Linked DNA regions of Homo sapiens: region 1 is linked to region 2. Evidence: chromatin loops called from intact Hi-C (ENCODE). Cell type or tissue: PC-3. All regions are shown on one strand. Each heading gives the region's core, and the rest is flanking DNA. Links, peaks and the distances in the headings are about the cores only.

Region 1 (11,079 bases), core at 1,655-9,654, 110 kb before region 2:
AGCGTATTTATTGAATAGCTAAAACACAGAAAATCTCATTTCAACAGCATTTGAAAATTATTAAATAATACTATAAGAAAAAGATTTCAGGCATTCCTTTGAAGTTCATAGATGGCTTGCTTATAATTATTCATGAAAGCCATTTTAACAGACTCATTTTTTAATCATATAATTTATAATAAAAGGTTATAAAGCCACATATTAAAAAAATTATTTCATTTTCCAATTGCAGCTGTAAGACCGAACTTAATTTTTGTCCATAAAAATACCAGCTAGTAGCCACAATTTATTTCACTCAGAGGAATACATATAAATTAAGTTAAAAACAATACCCAATCATTACCTCTTTAACAAGGTGATTGACAGATTGCTGCCCACCTCCAGAGCCCCACACACTATCTTTACGCTTTCCACCTTTAGACATACTCAGAAGCACGGTAGCCTTATCCAGAGCAGCTCTACAGAGAAAGAAAAAAATTTAAGTTTGATAGCTGGACATACCTAAAGTTTACTAAATTAGGGATAAAGCTGACAAAATCCTATATGCCCTAAATCTTTCACATAACATAAAAGCAAAATAAAATTCAAAACACTTTTTCAAAACAAAAAGGAGCAAAAAGAAGTTGATCCTCATGTTAATATTCTCATGCTCTATTTCATTTCTCATTCAAGAAAAATCAAAACACATTACAAAATAACTGATCTACACTGAGAAGAAACACTTCACATATAATTAACTTTCACCTAGATCCATGCCTTCCTACCCAGGGACACCATTCCACTATGATGTGAAGTAGCCCTAGAAAATTAAGTTAATATATAGACCTGAGGAAAACTAAGACATGGCTGAGTCCAAGTCTCCAAGAAGTTAAGAAAAATCAAATAGCATAACTCCCAAATATCACATTTAGTTATACCAAATATCATATTAATTATACTAAATCACAAGAGTGAAAAAGATACTTTCTGACTAAGATTTCTACAGTAGATAAATACAAAATAAAACTATAAATCAGGCCTCTCTTCTTAAGGTTATCCATCTTATTAGAATATTAAACTATTACACAATGCTAGAACCTGAAAACAGAACTTAAAGATCTGTCCAATGGTTTTGTTTCATAAATAAAGAAACTGAGGCCCAAAGAAGAGTGGCTTGACATGAAGGTAATTAATGATTTAGCTAAACTCCAGAACTTTTCCATTATAGTACTGTCCTCTTCCTGGTATATCATGCCAATAGTCTCTCCATTTTAACAGTGGAGAATATAGAGAAGTGACAAACAGATGTACAGAGTGTCTGATTAACACAAGTGTCATTTCAATAGGATCCTGTAGAATTTTCCCCTATTTTGAAATTCTAAGTAGGAAAAGTGATTTACTTACCTAGCCTGCACACAATCTACAGTTCCTTTGTAACTATCAATATAGGTATTACATAAAATTCCATCTCCAACAGCTCTAGCAATAAACTGGCCCACCAACTGTAAAAAGGAAAAAAAAAAGAGCTATAAAAAAAGTTAAATAACTTTTATAGGTCACAATTTCTAAATACATAAATGATGAAGATTAGCTGAAGTACACAGTCAGTACCTAAAAGATGCTGGAATTTTTTTTTAAAAAAAAACCTATGTAGTACCTGTTATGCCTGGCATACACTCCCACATCTTAACCTTCAAGTTAAGTGCCAGAGTGGGGGCCACATCTGTTTTGCTCACTAATGAATCCCTAACACCTTGCACACTGCCTGAATACATAGCATATGATCAAATTTTTTTTTTTTTTTTTTTTTTTTGAGACAGAGTCTCGCTCTGTCGCCCAGGCTGGAGTGCAGTGGCACGATCTCAGTTCACTGCAACCTCCACCTCCCAGGTTCAAGTGATTCTTCTCCCTCAGCCTCCCGAGTGGCTGGGACTACAGGCGCACACCTGGCTAATTTTTGTATTTCTAGTAGAGACGGGGTGTCACCATCTTGGCCAGGCTGGTCTCGAACTCCTGACCTCGTGATCCGCCTGCCTCGGCCTCCCAAAGTGCTGGGGTTAAACGAATGATTTAAGGTCAAGTGACGTCCTCTCTTCTTAAAACAAAACAAAAAAAAAGGACTAGGTTCTCTCAAAAACTAATCAAAGGAATTTATCTTGTGGAGAAAAAAAGTTGTATAGAAATAGTTGAAAGTATGTTCACAGCATTACTTATTATAAAAACTGGAAATTGGTGTCCAAAAATAAAGGTATGGTTAAATGGTATACACATAAAATGGTATACTATGTGGCCACAGGGAAAGATATTTACCATATTTTATGGTATGAGAAAAATCAAGTTTATAAAATAGCATAATGGTATGATTCCATTTTTTTAATTTTAAAAAATTAAGGATTTATAGAAGCCATACATTGATATATACCCACAGAAAGGAGAATGGAAAACTTAACACCAGTAGCAGTTTTTGCTGGCCTTTCTTCTTTCTGGCTTTTATTTTTCAAAAATTCTACAATAAATATAAACTTATGTAATCATTTTCTTAAAGTATGTGTATTGGTATAAAAGGAAAAAATGTCTGCATTAGAATCACCACTTAATATCTCATACCGAGTATTGTCTGTCATTAAGTTTAACAGAAACAGCATTTAGGAACTGACATGCCTATATTCTATTTCTAAATTAATGTTTTAAGTAAAGTGATTTTACCTTGATTAAAAACTTTTGACAATAGCAACAATTTCACATTTTCAAAGCTACAAAAGGGAAGAGTCTTATTTATGACTTCTTATAATAAACATTAGTGAAGCATTCAATCATAACCTACATTTTTTAAAAATCTTAGCTAATAAAACAACTACATATAACAAAGACTATATATATGGCAAAAAAAAAAAAATTACCTAAAAACTATGCAGATCATAGGGGAAAAGTACAAGATAACATTAAATTTATAGCATGATGAAGACCATGTTTAAAAAACAAAAGAACTAGGAAAAAATACATCAAAATGCTAGCGGAATATTTCGGTGTCGTAGGAAATGTTGGCCATCCCCTTCCATCTACTAAAATTTCCTAGGAGTATACATTATTTCCACAATTAGGAATATAGTAGTGGGAGGGAATGAACAAAAAGAAGAATCATACAAACCTGTGGTGCTCTAGGAGTATCCAGTGCTAATTCAGGTAGATCTTTCAACAATTTATCAAATGATTTTTCCACATCAGTTGTGCTCATTACTGTCCCACAAAGGTCAGAAAGAAGCTTAGATGTCATCTCTCTATGACTAGCCTTCCCCTCCAATGCTAAGGATACTGCCAACACTGGTACTCCACTTTTCATTTCACCAAGATTTAAATCTCTTAACATTTCCTGTTCAAAAAAATAATTTAAAAACATTTTAAAAGTGTATCACTACCTATAGTTCAATAAAATTTTATTTTTGAAAAATTGAGCTTTTATCTATATATCTCTACGTCTCACTCTTTGGAAATAATCAAAAGACCCAGTCATGTTTTAGAAGATAGGATAAACACACCTTTCCCTGTGCATAAATCAGACATTGATCCACTTTGTCAAGCTTTAACTGCCTTAACATCGCTAAATTCAAAAATGTGAAATACCTTTAAAATACTGTCATGGGTCACGACACAGATACATTCTGAGAAATTCACCATTTAGGTGATTTCATCAGTGTGCAATCATTATAGAGTGTACTTACACAAACCTAAATGGCAGAGCCTACATGTAGGCTACATGGTATAACCTATTGCTCCCGGGCTACAAACCTGTATAGTATGTTACTATACTGAATACTGTAGACAACTGTTAACACAGTGGTTACCTATCTAAACACAGAAAAGATACAGTAAAAAGAGTATTATATGAGACCAAAGGTATATATGCAGTCTGTCATGGAAACGTCATTATGCAGCTCATGGCTAGTTCATTAAACTACATAATATTGCTGAGATTGGTATTAGGAGTTAACTAACCTGCCTTACAATCTATTATTACTATAAATATTGTTTTATGAGAATTTGTGGAAAAATTCATTTTAGATTATCATAAGCTATTTATATTCTACTTTTCTTCAAAGACTTCTCTTGAAATAAAAATTCACTTCACACTTTTGTATCAAGTTTAAAATGAGATCTTAAACAACTGTTTTTAAATGGGATTATTGGTTTAAGATTCTGGGGTAAATTTAAAATTTCCTTTTAGAAATATAATAGCTGCAGCTAATACTTATTGACTAATGTATCAGGCATTATAATAGCCTCTTTAGTTATATTATCTTATTTAATACTCAAATAGCCCTTTGAGTATTAAATTATCACACCTATCATACTCAAAGGAGAGAGGGCACACAGCTGGAGTAGCCAAACTGAAAGTGGAATAAAGGCAGTCTGACTCTAGAAGCTAAGTTCTAATTCAGTTAGAGTGCCCTCCTCTTTAATGAAAGTTTTCTTAGAATCTTTAAATCATGATATACTACTAAGAGAGTGCCAAAACTATTTTCACAGCCACGTAACTGGTGTCCTTGTTAGTAATCTCTTCTCACTGACTGCATTTCATCTTCCTTGACCGCACTTTAACAACTAATCCACTACCCTCAAACACAATACTCCTCTTTCCTGGAAAACTATCTTAACTGGCGAACTCCTCAACATCCTTCAGACAGCAGAGAATCATCTCTACTATTACTCTCTATTTTATGCTTTCCAAACAGTACTCAGTTAACAGATACATAGTATACAATTGATCTTATGCTAGGTAGATTAACAAGATTTCAACAGTCCCTGCCCTCATAGGACTCATGGAAACTTTTCCTCTATAACAGAACGTTTCACGTATTTTAATAATCTGTTTACATATCATTTCTTTCACTTGACTGGGCTTCAAAAGGGCAAGAATCACCTATTACAAATTCCTCCAGATGGTATGCACTGAACAAATATTTGTCTTATATTCAAATCCTACAAATCCAAAGATATCAAACCTCACAGTATCAGACAAATCATAAAAGTCCAGTCTAAATTTTAAGAATCTAAATGATCAAAGTCTTCTAAAGAGTTACAATTGTATTACTTTAATTTGATAATCCTAACTAGACCAATGGTTTTATTTTATCCTAGATTTACTTTATGAACAAATCATGATTATTCTCATGGCTTCTGTATATTCTTTTTCAAATCTTTATTATTTGTGGGGTTTTTTTTGGACAAAGTACAAAAAGATTTTATCCTACTTCTGAACATACGTGAAATAAATGTCAAAAAAATGAAACTATGTCAGGCATTCTTAACTGAGATCCCTGAAGAGGTTTCGGGGGGCGTCTAGAAGTGCCCTCAAACTGCTAAAATTATATTTTATAAATTATAAAAACAGATTTTATAAATTCATATACATTACAAATTATAATTATAAAAATTATAAAAATATTGTGTCATTTTTCAGAGAACAAAATGGCACACAGCTCTCATCACATCCCAAATATATAACTGTTTTAATGTAATGAGATTTTATTCCATTTCTTAGAAATTCACTTATGCAAAAGAAAATGATTAAATTTATTCAGTGACCCAAGATCATTGTAGATGTATTTTGCTTATAAAAGATGTCTTCTCTCCTATATTAAATAAATTATACTTGCAACTTTAAACCTACCGCAACTTCATTAGTATCTCCATGCTCAAAATATTCCTGTATGATTGGTGTTAAAGTCTTCTCAAATGCCCTTTCATCCAAAGGCAAAACTACAGTTTCATAAACACAGTTCTCCTTTGAGGGGAAAAGGGAGTAAGAGTTATAAAAAACAAAATGCAAATAAACAAGTGAAATTGTTGTACAATTTTATATTCTAAGTGGTTAATAATCCCCACTTAGCACAAGACAAAGACATGCTACATACATTGATCGCATATAAAAATAGAATCTAGGCCAGGCAAGGAGACTCATACCTATAATCCCAACACTTTGGGAGGCAAAGGCGGGAGGTTCACTTGAGGCCTGGAGTTCAATACTAGCCTGGGAAACATAGCAAGACCCTGTCTCTACAAAAAAGTTTTAAAAATTAGCCAGACATGGTAGCTTGCCCCTGTAGTCCTAGCTACTCAGGAAGCTGAGGCAGAAGGATCTCTTAAGCCCAAGAGTTCGAGGCTGCAGTGAGCTATAATTCATCACTGCACTCCAGCCTGGACAACAAAGCTAAAAAATAATAATAATAAATCATAATAAAAATAGTAGAATTTATATGTCACTGCTCTTTTACAAAATCAGAATACAATAAGCCAATATATAGATTAGAATCATTAACCACAGCAAATACATAATTTGCTCCCAACCCCCATGTCTTCTGTTAATTTTTTCTCTCAAAATTTTTATGTCTCTCTCAAAACCAATCTTTTAGTAATCAAAAAGTTTCATGATGGCTTCCTATCATAAATGGTGTTTTAATTAAAATTTCACTTTAAAAAAAAATGAAGCAGGAACCAAAGCCTTCACGATTAGCATTATTATAATAAAAAGTATAACACAAAGATCAATGTTGTAGTGACAGAAAAAAAATCTCTAAGGAAAAAAGCACTGTTCAATTGAAATTTCAAAAAGAAAATTAACATCCATCATCAAACCATTCCTCTCTCCCCATGCTAAAAAAGCTCTGAAATGTAGTGCCCCCTTATCTACAAGGGGTATGTTCCAAGCCCCGTCCGAGGATGCCTTAAACCACAGATAGTACCGAACCCAATAAATACTGTTTTCTCAATCCGATAACCTAGACAGCTACCATGTGACGAATGCACGAGTAGTGTATACATTGCGGATACACGCTGGACAACGGAATGGCTCACATCCTGGGCAGGATGAGGTGGATGAAGCTGGACAGCAGGAGATCTCATCACACTACTCAGAATGGCATGCAATTTAAAACTTATGAATTACTTCTGAAAGTTTCCACTCAATATTTTCAAACCACATTGGACCATGGGTAACTGAAACTGCGGAAAGTGAAACCACGGATAAGAGGGGACTGCTATATTTACAACTTGTGACTGGCTTCAGCCTAAAAACATATACTTGAAAGATTAATACATTTTTAGCAAAGATTCTACAGTACTTGAATCCTACTAGTTTCATATTTTTCATGTTCTCTTAGAAATATTTCCATATCTATTAGTTAAAACACTTAAATACATACATACAACACACAATAAAAACAACCTAACACATACTCTTAACGTTTTCCTGTCTAAAATTTCCATCACCGTGTCTCACCTTGTGCAAAGACAAATTTTCAAAAAACATAATCAAAACATTTGGGATTTGCTTCAAAATAATCCAAAACAGGGTGGGGCAAAGGGGCCAATAGAAGACGGAGAGTAAATGGAATTAAACAAGACTGCCTATGAGTTTGTAATTATTTAAGTTTGTAAAGCTAAGAGAGGAGTACAAGCAGATTATACTATTCTACTTTAAATTTTTTCCATTAAAAAAAATAAAAAATTCACTTCACAATCTATTAAAAATTTACATTTTCAGCATTATCCCTAAAAGAAAGATGCGCATGTCCCCAAAACAAAATGTATTATATAGTTACCATTCTAAACAGTAATATTTAAAAGGAATCTAATATCTGTAACTCATAATATTCAAAAGAAGATATTCTCAATTATCATTACTATAGAAACAAACTATATTAACAGAATTTACTGAAAAATGGACAACTTAATAATCCTAAGTGAATTTCTAAAGAGCTATTTTTGACTCACTACAGAAACCAAGTGAAAGTTATGCATGTATTACTGTCAGTTTACTTGGTTTCCTAATCCAAAACATTTATACATATGATTTGACACATGTATGAGTAAACTACAAACATGAAGTCAAAAAAGTTCATAAACATTTTAAATATTATGAAAAAGCAAAGCACTGATACCTGGTCATCATCATAGTTAGGATCTTTCACATCCACCTCCTCCACATCATACACCTGTCCAGGTGTACCCCAGACACCTTTGCCTCCTGCACCACCTGAAAAAGTTTAGCATTGAGAAAGAAAAAACACAAAATTCATCAATTTGTTGAAATCTAAAATAAAATGTTCCGATGTTAAACAACAGCTAAAAAAAAATTGTATTTAACGTGTTAGTTTTTTTCCAGTTTTCTTCCCCTACTGGTTTTTGTTCAGACCACTCTTTCAATATTTCCAAAAACATTAAGTTAAAATAGCTTATGAAGTTAAAAACTAAAAAAGCAGATGCTTTAAAATAAAAGCAAAAACAAATAAAGATAAAAAAATAGCTATATTGAGGACCTCAAAGGAGATGATATTGCAGCTGAGCTCTAAATTTTATTCGACATTTCTTTGAGACTAAGACAAAAAGAAACATTCTGGGCCGGTAAAGCTTAGCATAGAAAACTCAACAAGGGAAAAATTATTTAACAAAAAAGGACAGTAACCACCATCAAATATTTTAAGGTCAAATACAGTACTCTTTAAATATTAAAGTACACATTAAACCATACAACTAGCAATATGTTATAAATATAGAAAAGAATTCTAACTGCTTTTAAGCATTAACAGCCCTGAAAATTCTGTTTTCTAAATACAAAACAACCAAAAGAAGCTTAACAATTCCAATTTTCAAAGTTGCTTTTCTACATCAACTTACTGAAATGTTTTAAGGACTAATGTACTACACTATTTTTTAAAGAACCTTTACAATGTCACCAACATTTCTGTTTTTGGAGGTTTTTATTTTGTACCAAGTATATCCTTGCCATCAGACCAAAACAGAATCTGACAACCAGGTTTCATTTTGATATAAAACATGATTGCAGAGGCATTTAACAAAACTAATTTTTGACAGATCACAAAAACATTTTACAAGAAACCTAGGCTATAAATTGAAGTTCCCACCATTCAGAAGGTGATGAAATCGTCAGAAAACTCTTATTCAACAAATATTTGCCTACAGTGTACTAGTCACTATTTCGGGTACTAGAGAAACAGCAGTGAAACAGACCAATCTACTACAGAACCCAAAATAAAGAGCTAAAGAGAACTCACCGTGAGATCTAGGAAAACATTAAAATTCAGATCTAGACGTTATCAATCAAATGTATATTTATTAGTAGTAGTAATGGACATAATTATATTAAATAAGTATGATGGATTTCTGACTCCTTTCAAACTTAGAGAATATACGTAAAACTCGTAACAGTGAAAAACATCAGTGTATATTTTGCTGGAAATAAATCGTTAACATTCTGCTCAAGAAAATTAAATCTACTCAAACAAGAAAAAACATCAACCTAAAGAAAAAGTGAGATGGTTCTCACATTATTACTAAGTAAAAATATATACAAACTGTAAAGCCTTACATTTTCACTTTTTGAATCTCTCTCATTCCTAGAACAAGGAAAGTGTAGTACAAGAACCAGACAATTTTTTTCCACTTGTTTATCTTCCATTTGTTGGACATGATATATACCAACCTTTCTTTGGTAGTCCCCTTCCTTTCCCAGATCTGGATCGCCTATCCAGCAACCTTCCCTTTGGACTGGTTGGCACAGTTAATCCACTTCTAAGGGCGTCACTCCCACTGTCGCTGACCGAATCGCCTCTGCCAGAGTCCCGGGATGAGTTTTTCCTTAGTCGCCTTTTTGCCTTGGCATTAATTCTAGCTTCGTTAATGGAGGATGCTGAAATCCAATTTCCATTTATTTCATTCTTTATTTCCTCAGTCCCAGCATTTTCTTCATCACCGGAAAAGAGAGAGTCACTTAAGTTATCAGGATCTTAAAGAGAAAAATGAAGAAAAAAATTCTAAGTATTTTAAGTATCTACTGTTTTATAGATATAGTGGTAAGTTAGATTAGGTTGAATCACATGACATTACCATTTTTGTAGGTAAATTACAGTCACATATTGGGAATTTCATCTACTTCAATCTAATAAACAACTAAATAAGATTACTTTTCACATTATCAAGGAAAGTAAACCAAGGCACTGAATTTTAACAAAGCATGTTTGTTTCTTACCAAAAACAAACCAAATTTGTTTGTTTTTACCAAAAGAAGCATGTTATTTCACGTTTAGATCATAAAATCTATGCTAACAGCAACACCAAATATAAAACCCTTAGACTTTTATGAGCTAATTGGAGATATTAAGAAAAGACAAAGCATCTTGAGAAGAGAGATAAACTAATATTTATAGAATGCCTACTATTAGGCACTGTGCTAGACACTCTATCATTTATTTATGCACAAGTTTGGCAGTTAATTATTATAACATTGAAGACAGATAAGGAAACTAAGGCTGAGAATGTTTAAATGATTTGCCAAACGTCCCATAACTAGGTATAAACACTTAAGAACTATTAGTAATCCAAAAGAGAATGAAAGGCATTTAGCAAATAATCGCATATGATTGTTGAGCTGAACTGCTGATGCTTTACTGCCTCAAGACAAAGTTTGCTTTCAAGAAAAGCCAACATCTCAAAGTCCTAATTCATCTCCCTAAACTTTTCTCCTATTACTTACCATCCTGTAAATCTTCCAGCCTATATAAAATTGATTCTTCTGAAAGAGATCAACATACTGGAGTTCCCAGTAGAATGTCGCCCTCACTGTTATTTTCAGTTATCAAAATCCTTTAGGATATAGCCCAAGTCTTACTCCCTGCATTAAAACTTCCCTTACAACTCTAGGTACAGGAACACTAATTGCTCACATACTATTCATTCAACACGTCATGGAAATCACTTTCTTTTTATATAGCAGTCTTTTTCTTCCAACTAAGTCATAAGCTTCAAAGGAGAAACCACAACTAGACTGTATGTCCTTCTTTGTATCCCCATCACCTAGCAGAGTGTCCTTCATACTCAAATTCCATGGAGATCAAGTGGAGGCACTTGGCTTTGCCCTGAAAGCTCTTTAAGTCAGAAAGGCTACTGAATTAGCTACCACTGGGCCACAGTTTTGTTCATTATTGTTAACGCAAATCAGAGCTGAATCACTCAAATCATTTTCTATATGCCTAAAGATAATTATAACATGTCAGGTCTATGTGCATGGGCTTTAATATGTTTTAA
Region 2 (11,079 bases), core at 1,561-9,560:
TGTCTGCCAATTCAGTTCTGACACTACCTGGGGAAAGCGTCAGATCCCACAGGTTGATGGCTCAGCCCCACAAGACTGTCCCCCCACTTTGGATGTCAATCACAAGCCCCAGGTTGTTTTACTCATGCTTCTGACCAACTGGCTGTAAATCAGAATTAGACTAATTTGCTAGAGAGGCTCCCAGAACTGAGGGAGATGCTTAGTTTTACTGGTTTATTAGAAAGGATATATGACAAAGGATGCCAATGAACACCAGATGGAAGAGGTGCATGGGGCAAAGTGTTTGGGAAGGGGTACAGAGCTCCCACATCCTCTCGGGCACCCCCCTCTCCAGGAACCTCCACATGTCCCAGTCCTTTCTGGGTTTTTACGGAGGTTTCATTGCACAGGCATGTTTGATTAAATCATTGGCCATTGGTGATCAACTCTACTTTCAGCCCCATTCTCCTTCCCTGAGGTTAGGGGTGAGGCTGAAAGTCCCAACCCTTCCATCCTGCTGTGGTCTTTCCAGTAACCAGACCCCATCCTAAAGATACCTAAGGGGCTGCCAGACATTTGTCAGCTTATTAGCATACAAAAAGATATTTATCCGATTCCAAAGACTTTTGGAGTTTTATGCTAGGAAACCTGAGGAAGACCAAATCTCACAATATCACAGTTCCCTTCAACTGAGCTCTCAAACCTAACTAGTATAAGGAATAACCAAAAAATTACAAGTAAAAAAATCTGAATTTGAGGTAGGGGACAATAGCAGACTCTCACCGAATCTTACTGCAGAAAGGGTGTCCGTCTGACATGTGTCTTTCATGTGACCTATATTGGTTGGTTATAGTGGTTTCTGGACCAAAAATCAGTGTGCATGGTCTGGAAACTGGAAAGACTTTCCCAGAACATCTGGGATATGTGGTTACCACAGGCAGGGAGGGAATCTTTGGTTAAGACCACATTTTCCAGGTTTTAAATTCCCCTCTGAAAAGTGGGTGTCATCAGGAAATATGTTCAGGATGTTGATGAACTGGAATTCTGGGACATTTGAATGGGAAGAAGGGGACTGGAAAACTGGAAATTGGAGTTGCCATAAACAATGCATGCTGTACAATAAGCATGCTTAGGCAGTACAGGGTAGACACTGCACAACTGGGACACCTTAGTCTCCACTGTCACAGGTTCTGTACAGTAAAAATCCAATGATAATGGAACAAAAACGAGAGAGGCTGGGAGCTAGCTCAGCTGAGGAGGAAAAGGGAGACATAGCAAGTGACATGGGTTGCCACACTGTCTTGTTGGAAGGGAGTTCCCAGAACATCAGGCACACCCACATTTAAATGTAAGTACAAAGCACATTTGAGAGCCAGATAAAATGCCTTTGTTATTCTTTCCCATTTGCATGAAAAATCAAAAATTGCCTATAAGTTGTTAAAAAGACACCACCTTCCCCAGCCAGCAGCCCTGCTATGCTCCAAGGGCAGAACAGGCTGGCTGCATTTTAAAATATGGGGGAAGAGGGCACTGAAAGTTAAAGGTAGTTACAGCCCTGTTCTCCTTTGGGGAGCCGGGCTGGTTGCAAACAAGCCTTGGGGGTCCCTGGGTGACCCAGCACAAATTCAACAGCAGCAGAATGGGGAGCGACCAATGTCTATGTAGGCAAGAATACGGAAGGAAGAGGAGAATGGATGGTCAAGAGTCTGATGATAGATTTTGACTTGTGTAGTATTAAGTAGCTGAGCTTTAGAAAAGCAATTAAGCTTAACTCAAAACCGTGGCCACACAGGGCCAACTCTTCCTCCCAGGTTTGTCCATCATACAGCCTGTTCTTGCTAACAAGGCGATAATGAGGTGCCAAGTTGGTTTCCATGACCAGAGTAAGACAAGGTTGGTTTTGTTTTTCCCAGAGAAGTCAGCTCTATTTTCTAAAATTGCATTCTGGGCAGGAGGGAGCTCTTAGTAGAGATTCCCCTTTGCCACTGAAAGGACACGTGAGGAAGGGCTTTCCAACTAGGAAAGCCAGCCATGCTGGGTATTTGCAGGTCAGCCATGGGAAACCTGTCCTTTTCAGAGTATGGCCCAGGTTACAGACGTTAACCCATTCAGATTCCTCAAAAAATAAGAAAACTAACCAGGTTTTCTTCTTAATTTTTGCTTTGACTAGGAAATTTTCATCATTCCCAACTTTAGTCAACCTTGAGTAGAAGTGATTTCACATGAATCATCAGAGCTGAGCACCTGCTTTCATCCAAACACCCTAGACAAAGAAGAAAAAACACATCATACTATTTTTAAAGCCCTAAAATTCTTAGCCTGCAATAGTTAATAACCTGAAATTGAGGTGCATATAGTAGTGATCATATTTCTGAACCAAAAATTGGGGTGCATGATCTGACACCCCTGGAAGCTGGAACTGATGTCTCCTGCTGTCTTCCCACTCCTTAGTTTGTCACTTTTATATCACTCAGCACATCCTGTGCCTTGGGTTAAAAATAATTGCGTGCGTGCCTTTCTACTCCACCAGACATAAGTTCCACAAGAGAAAGGAGTGTGTCTTGGAGAATCTTGTATTTCCTCAGCACACTGCCTCCCACTTTATGGGCACAAAGTAATTGCCGTGAACAAAATGAAGAAGGAAGATAAGGGGTATGGCTCATCAGAATCTGGTGGCTTTGAGGCAATATGGACACCTCTTTTATGAGTACCCAATTCTGTGGAGAAAAACCCACAAACAGCTCAAAAAGGACAATCTAAATACACCCAAGAAGCAAATAAAACTAAACCTACAAGCAGGTACAAAGTCACCTTCCTAGGTCACTATCTACAATTTCCCACTCCAATGCAGGAGCTTCAGTACACTCTTTCTCTGTCTAAGTTCAGGTTTTTAAATTGAGTGGATAATCCCTGCAGTAGGCTGAATAATAAAAATGTTCACATTCTAACCCACAGAGGCTGTGAATATGTTATCTTACATGGTAAAGGGGACTTTGCAGACATGATTGAATTAAAGATCTTGATTATCTGAATTTCTGAATTTAATTTGGTATGCCCAATGTAATCACAAGAGTCCTTCTAAGACGGAAGCAGGAGGATCAGAGTCAGCGAGAAGATATAAGGATGGAAACAGAAGTCAGAGAGGAGAGAAGATGCTTTGCTGCTGGCTTTGAAGATGGAGGAAGGGGCCATGAGCCAAAGAAATGCAGGAAGCCTCTTAGAAACTAGAAAAGACCAGGAAACAGATTGTCCCTTAGAGCCTCCAGAAGGAACTAACACCTTGACCGTAGTCCAGTGAGGCTGGTTTTGGACTTATGGCCTCCAGAACTGTAAGATAATACATGTATGTTATTATAAGCCATTAAATTTGTGGCAATTTGTTACAGCAGCAATAGAAAACCAACACAATTCCCAAGACAATTAGATGCAAAAGTGGCTTCCACTAGAGAGGCGGTGGTAGGTGTAGGGGCTGACTGGACCTTGCTGGTATGAATTGATCCCCCCAGAGTACAGACCATCTGACCAAACATCCAAAGACCCTCTGGGAATGTAGTCAGGGGCCAATTCTGCACAAATAGGGGCCCAAGCAACGTGTCTCAGACCTGGCCAGTCCAAGAACCACATCCCTCTGGCAACAGTGATTGGCTCATGGGGGAACACTCTCGGATACTTTGTTAGAGCTATCAGGCATGATTCTCTGTCATGCCATGGTTGCTAAATTGTTGTTAAGCCATCACTTAATGACAGCCTGCTTGAGAATAAAGCCAACTCAGAAGATGCTGGCCTGAAGACAGAGGTACAGGCAGCTCCTTGATGACTTCCTAGGAATGCCTTGAGCCAGCTTCTCCTGAATCCACCCTGTACTTTGCTGGACATGAAGCAATGCATTTCCTTTATTTGCTTAAAGAAAGCCAACCTACGTAAACCACGGGCATTTAACCATCTTTTAAAGACGGTTCCTGTCTGTGGCCCACATTGACTTGAAGGTTCCTGGTCACCCTCCAGTTTCCTCTGCAGGAGTGGACTGACTGTGAGGACCCAGTAGTTGGAGCTACAGGGTCACTATCATCATCATAGGGAGAAAAGAGGATTAGAAGATAAGGAGTGGGCAACTGCTGAGAGAGGAGGCAGCAGGCATGGGGATGGGATTTGAGGGATCCAAGAGAGTCTTAACATCTGGTTGGTGAACCAGGACTTAAAGGGCTGTGGAATAACAAGGACACAGCTGAAGTGCAGTAGAGTGAATGTGCGTAGATGTATCAGCAGGCTCTCTCCTGGTAATGTCCAGCCATCCAGAAGCAGGAGCCAAGAACCACAGCCCAGAGCATGGTAGTGCCTAAACTCATGCACCGGCCACATCTGCAATAAGCACAATATCTTCCAAGATAACCAGTTCAGGAATTTAAATTCACTTCCAGTGCAACTGGCTGAGTGGTGAATGCGCCATTTCTTCTTTTGTGCTAAAATATAGAAAGTAATCGAGGTGAGAGGGCTGATGACCAGGCAAGAAAATATTTTCTAGGTATGACCACACTATAAAGGTGTGGCCAAATAAATGCAACGCTGAAGGTCAGATCTTTAGAGCAGAGTTGAGAATTTATGATCTTTCCATGTCTTTATGACACATTCTGCTAGTGTCAACACAGGAGAGACTTAAAGCAAAGAGAGGATTAATGTCAACTTAACTAACAAGAACTACATTATAGTTTTCCTTCCTTCTGAACCATTTTTCTTTAAAACATTCCTTATTTATGGTATTTTGGTGGGAATTTCTTTTTAATATTTATCTTTCCTAGATCAAAAATTCTCAACTCTGCTATAATGCTTTCAGAAGCTAGGTCAGAATATGAACTAGAGAGGGACATTCCTGAATGTCAGGTTACAAAGGTGACAATGACAACACAACAGTCATATTGGGGCTAAAGTTCAAACTCTAGCTAGTGATCACACTTTAAGAGTGAGCTGAGGCCTTACAGACAATTTAGTTTAACTCACTCATTCTACAGACAAAAACAAAACAAAACAAACAAAAAGAAAACAACAAAAAACAAACAAACAAAAAACCGCAAAAGCCAATGAAGTTGGCGTCCTCTGTGAAACCGCCTAAGTCACACACCGAGACAGAGAAGAGCTGGGACTGGAATGCAGGCTGCCTCTGTCCTCAGGGCTGATGGAGGTAGCTGTGGTCGGATACACGCCTATCAACATATACCAGATGAATTCTCTCTTTGCAAGGAGAAGATGAGGCCACACACCTTTTGGATAGTGCTCTTTCTTGATAACAATAGGGCTGCTGGGTCTTCACTAGCTTGGCCTCTGTGACTAATTTCGAGACTACTGGGTCAATGCTGCTATTCTGTGTTTGGGCCTTAGCCATGACATTACCATATGATGATTCATATCACCATGACACCTCTTGGAATGATTCATAACAGCAATATAATCCTATCATCTCTCTTTTGTTTTGTGTTTTTCAGTTGGTGTGTTAATGAGTGTTCTCACTTCATTAGCTGTCTCATCTCCAGAACAGCCATATGGACAGCTAAGTCAAATATGACCATTTCCAGTCTATAGTAAGAAGACTGAGACCAAGAAAGATCAGATGAACCGTGTGAGGTCATCCAGTGAATAAGGGACTTGACTGGGACTTGAAGGAGGGTTTTTAAACTGTAAGGCCAATATTCTATCCTCTGTTTACACGTTCATTAAAGGGAGCTCCAAAAACCACATTTCTGGGCCTACTTCCTTTGGGCCAGTTAAACATGAGTTTGGGTTAGTTAAACATGAGTTTAACTAACATGTTTGGTATCAGATCCCCGGGCTTTCAGTCCACTGTGCTCCGTACGTCGCTTATCAGGCAGAGCACAGTCTCAGAACCAGGGGACTATGCAGTCACAATGGGGCAGCTGGTGGGTTTAGAACTGACACGAGAGGCCTGCCTTTCATGCTGGACTTATTAGAACGGCTCAAAACCTGCCAAAGAGAACTGATCCTGCAGCAAATGCAGAGAAAATGATACACATTCTGCTAGTGTCATCACAGGAAAGACTTAAAGCAGAGGATTAATGTCAACTTAACTAACGAGTCCCATAGTATAGTTTTCTTTCCATCCTTCTGAACCATTTTTATTTCTTTGAAAATATTCTTTATTTTTATAAAATGAGGGTATGGTATTATAGGTGAGAATTTATTTTTAATATCCATATTTGGTTTTTTTTGAAAATTTTAAAATACAGAAATATGAAGAGGAAAACAAACACTTATGAATTCAGTGCCCATTATCCAAAATGAATAAATGCTACTGTAATGGTCATTTTGCTTCAAAATTTTTTAATAAAAGAATATTTGACAGATAAAGCTGAAGCCCCCTTTGAGACTCTGCTAAGTTCAATCCCACCTTCATCTCCCCAGTGACATCCACATGTGGTGTGTCTATCTGTCTGTGTATCTGCCTGTATCTATATATAGAAAAAAAGCAGGAAAATAAGGGATTTTTCCACATGTGTGCATTTATAAAATAGTGCCTAGGACTGATATCAACAAAATTTCTCCTTAAGAACAAATGCATAACCTACCAAGTTTCCTCTAACACACTGAAGACTGAGAATAGCGCAATGGAGTGCAAAATCAGGAAGCTAGAAATCAGAAGACCTGGGCCTGGCCCAACAGCCCTTATTCACTCCCTGTGGGATCCTAGGTCAGTTAGTTTCCCTGGATCTCAGGGAGTTCTTTTTTTTGTAAAATGAGAAAGCTGGATGAAAGGATCTCTAAGGTCCCTTCACCTTTGAAATCTGATAACTCTAAGGTTTAATTTCCTCATCTGTCAAATGGAGATCGTAATGTCTGTTCCACTCACTGTAAAGATCAAACGTGATGTGCAGGTGCTCTGGAAAATATGATAATTATATTAACTATCATTATCATTGCTCACAAATTCAGCTATTTCTGCACCTGGCCACTCCTGGGAGTGCTTTTAAAGAAACCATTGTTATATATACAGTCATGTGCTGCTTAACAATAGAGACATGTCTTGAGAAATGTGTTGTTAGGCAATTTTGTCATGCGAACATCATAGAGTGTACATACACACCTAGGCTATATGATATACCCTATTGCTCCTAGGCTACAAACTTGCACAGCATGTTCCTGTACTGAATGCTGGAGGCAACTGGAACACAATGGTGAGTATTTGTGCATATCTAAATATGTTTAAACCTAGACAAGTACAGTAAAAATGCAGTATTATAATCTTATGGGACCACCATTGTATATGCCATCTGTTATTGACCAGAACATCATTATGCGACCCGCGACTGTATATGGCTTCGTTCAGAGGCATGTGTTGCAGGCCAGACAGCATGAAATAATTTCATTCTCTCTAACCTTGTTCTGTTAGGCAGTCAGTTCAGCACGGAGGCTCTCTTACCTATATCCCTGAAGATTTAGTAAATGAAATACCAAAAATACTTTATTATAAAATTCTCTCATCTACAAAGACATTTCCCAGATGGACCCACAGCTTTCAGAGTGAAATGTGGCTCAAATCCATTTAGGACAGGAGTTGGTTTGTCGGAGATGCAATTATTAAGAAAATCCACAATGGGCAAAAATTAATTGGTTTTGTGCAGTCTCAAATTGAGGAAGCTGGTTTGACTTCTGGGGTTAGGGGAAATCTTTCCATTTTCTCGGTAACATAAGATCTGGTGACCTCTCAACTGAGAAACTTTTCTTGGGAACATCTGAGTCTTTTGTAATGGAAAAATGAGCTTTTCGAAATGTATATTTTAAAACTGCTATGCAAAGCATTTGGTTTCTCTAAGAAACCAAATTGCTAATGTTTATACACACAAAGAAATACATAGGGATTTATAGATCAATCCTGGCCCAGTGATAGAAAATGTACACACAAGCATTGATGCCTTGGCATATACTGGCCCCTCTCCCTACACAACCTCCTCCCTACTCCCCTTCACCTAGATATCTACCATACTTTGAAATGTAGCTCACAGGACACCTCCTCCAGGCAGCCTTCTCTGGTTTCTGCTCCCATCCAGTGTGCACTGATGTCCCTTTCATGATCTTCAGAATGCCCTTCTGCTCCATCAGCCTCAACTGTACTCTCTTCTAACTCCACCACCTGCTCTCATAATTGTCTACTGAAGCACTTGTCTGACTTTCCCACTGTCCCATGATCATTCGAAGATAGGAACTATATGTGTCCCACACCACATCACAATACCTAGCACATGGTAGGTGTGTGGAACCAATAAACACTTCTATTCAATGGGCTAGGCATGGTGGCTTAACGCCTGTAATCCCAGCACTTTCGGAGGGTGAGGCAGGCGGATCACTTAAGGTCAGGAGTTCTAGACCAGCCTGACCAACATGGCGAAACCTGGTCTCTACTAAAAAAAATACAAAAATTAGCCAGGCATAGTGGTGCGCGCCTGTAGTCCCACCTACTCGGGAGGCTGAGGCAGGAGAATCGCTGAGATCACACCACTGCACTCCAGCCTGGGCAACAGAGCCAGACTCTGTCTCAAAAAAACCCACAAAAAAAACCAAAAAAAAATTTATCCATGGACATGCCTGCTCCATGTATATGTGTATGTAGATAATAGCTGTGTGTTCTCCCTTCGTTTTCTTGGCTTAATGTTCCCTGTGTATTGCTACAATGCTTTGAAAGATGAAGCTCTACAGAGAATGTGGATTAGATTCAGTCTTTGAACACGGACAAAATTATGTAAATATCACTAACCACATCAAGTATAAAATTGTAAAGTATTCAACAAACAGACTTCTTGTCACGTTTTTCCTTTTAACCAAATCGGAAGAAAATGCAATTTCAGTGTGTGCCTCTGAGGCGCTGTTAAGTGCCTAATCTACACGATGTTGGGATGAAACCTATGTTCCAGGACTGGTCCCCATGTTCTGTGAATTTTCTTTTCAGCAGTTTACATCACCGATATTTTTTTCTATTAAATGTACAAAGACAGTTATAAAATTCAAGCCAATTTGAAATGAAAGAATTTTGGATTAATTTTAAAGAATTAAAATTCTGTTGGTCTTTTTCTAGAGTTGCCTGACAATTAACCTAGACATTTTAACTGACGTGATTTCAGCCAAATACTAGAAGTCCACATAAAACTGGAGAGGCAATGTGGGCCAGTGGGGGAGGAAGACTGTGTCGGTTTTAAGTAGACCAAAAGCTCTGTCACCAATAACTCTACATCTTATTGACTTCATGTCACCCTATCGACCTTAGTTTTCTCATCTGTGAAATGGGAGGGTCAGATGAGACAACATTTAAGGTTTCTTTATGCCTTATGATTTTAGGATGGTGGGTGTTTTCTTAAGGCAGTTATTCATGACACAGAAAAGTTAGGATGATCTGGCCATGGTGCAGAGACAGATCTGAGGACTGGGGTACCTCAGTTTCTGACAAGGTGAAATAACAGCAGTAATTCAAATTTTGGTGGGCACCCGGAGAGGAGAACTTCCTAAAACACAGATGCTGGGCCCACCCCTCACCACCACCTACACCCTCATCTCTGTGTCTGACTCGGAAGATCTGGGGGTGGAGCGTGAACATGTACATTTCTAACAAGTCCAGGTGAGGCTGATGCTGCACCTTGAGAACCGCTGTACTAGAGTATTTTGAAAATACTTTCCAACCCTAAGAATGTATAGTGAGGTGGCTGGGGGTAGTGGCCTCACACCTGTAATCCTAACACTTTGGGAGGCCACAGCAGAAGGATCACTTGAGGCCAGGAATTCGAGAACAGCCTGGGCAACATAGAGAGATTCTGTCTCTAAAAAAATTTTTTAGATTGGCCAGGCATGGTGGCGCACAACTGTAATCTCAGCTACTTGGGAGGCTCAGGTGGGACGATCACTTGAGCCCTGGGTTTTGAGGTTACAGTGAGCTATGATACCAACACTGCACTCCAGCCTGGGTGAGTGAGCAAGACCCTGTCTGAAAAAAAAAAAATCTATAGTGAGTTATCAGGAATTGAGTAACCCCTGTATTTTAATGAGCTACTTCTACTAGCTGCAAGTACACCAAGAATGGGCTTCCTCTTCCATGGGGGTTTCAGACAATGTAAAAATAATTTCAAGGGACACATGTAATTAATTATAAAACTACCTTCCCTTAAGAGACATAATCAAGATTTTCAGAACATTTGGGCTGCTGTAATAAAAACACTCAAGGTTCAGGGAACCTTAGGTAACATAGATGGTTGAGTGACTGGCTTGGCATCATATTACCAGGTTTGTTGGAAAGGGAGAAAGCATACCTCCATCTACACTGAGTTCACTAGTACAGAGAACAGAGGGTGAGCTTCCAGAAAGCTGAAAGTTCTTTAGTCAACACCCACCCCCATCATTATAAAAAGCCCATTCCAAAACTCACCCTAGAAGGCTTAGGCTAAAACAAACAAATAAACAACAACAAAAAAAAGGTTGTTGATAAAGTCATCTGTATCACTAGATCTCAAACTTGGTGGCACTTAGGAATTACTTGGGAAGTTTTAAAAAGAACTGGGGCTTGAGTCCCACCTCCAGAGATTGACTCAACCCAGGCACTGGAATTTGTAATATTAATAGCTCCCCAGGAGAACAATTGTGCAGCAAAGTCTAAGAATTACCAATCTATAAAAGAATAGAATCAATCTGTTCTTTATTACTTTGGGTCCCACAAGCCATTTTTGTCACTCCAAACAGCATGACCATTTGTCTTAAATGACCCTGAAGAATAAACACTGAAATTTCTACAAGTCCACAAAGGGTCACAAGTCCACAAAGGGTCAAACACAATACAGCTAAAAATATTTCTTAGCTCTATTGGCACCTTTTCATGCAAATCGATAAATATTTTTTGCAACAAGATTTCCCCCAGAGAACACATACAGTTTCTGCTGCAGAATGCCAGGTGAGGTTTGCTAGGGGAGGAGTTTTGCCTTCTAATTATAAGCACCTTGAGGACATCATCCACATCCTAGAATCTTTCAAACTCCCAAGTGCCTATGTGGCTCAACACTGGGCAAATTAGAGGCACTGAACAAATACTGGTTCAACTGACTTGAAATTATGACTGTC

What was found. Peaks named below come from ENCODE experiments on the same cell type or tissue, not always from the same donor. Only the 100,000 strongest peaks of a DNase experiment are listed, where the experiment ranks them.
Region 1: it touches region 2 in a loop (14-fold over the local background); 6 of 110 quality-filtered maps call a loop at or near these places.

What each region holds. Positions count from the first base shown.
Region 1 is chr10:110,879,935-110,891,013 of GRCh38, reverse strand. It overlaps PDCD4 (programmed cell death 4), which reads right to left. Exons shown (of 12, transcript NM_014456.5): 3 at 9,479-9,781; 4 at 7,917-8,011; 5 at 5,648-5,761; 6 at 3,128-3,349; 7 at 1,384-1,481; 8 at 344-458. Among named protein-coding and RNA genes, the nearest start is that of MIR4680, 13 kb to the left of the region's middle. In PC-3, for the core only: no CTCF peak of the experiment used is centred there; DNase peaks (open chromatin) are centred at 4,873 and 6,823; H3K4me3 peaks cover 2,308 bases; H3K27ac peaks cover 3,444 bases.
Region 2 is chr10:110,768,616-110,779,694 of GRCh38, reverse strand. The region is part of intron 1 of RBM20 (RNA binding motif protein 20); the gene reads right to left. Among named protein-coding and RNA genes, the nearest start is that of PDCD4-AS1, 97 kb to the left of the region's middle. RefSeq lists enhancers at 4,933-5,122, 4,013-5,212. In PC-3, for the core only: no CTCF peak of the experiment used is centred there; DNase peaks (open chromatin) are centred at 4,594 and 5,334; H3K4me3 peaks cover 1,299 bases; H3K27ac peaks cover 2,480 bases.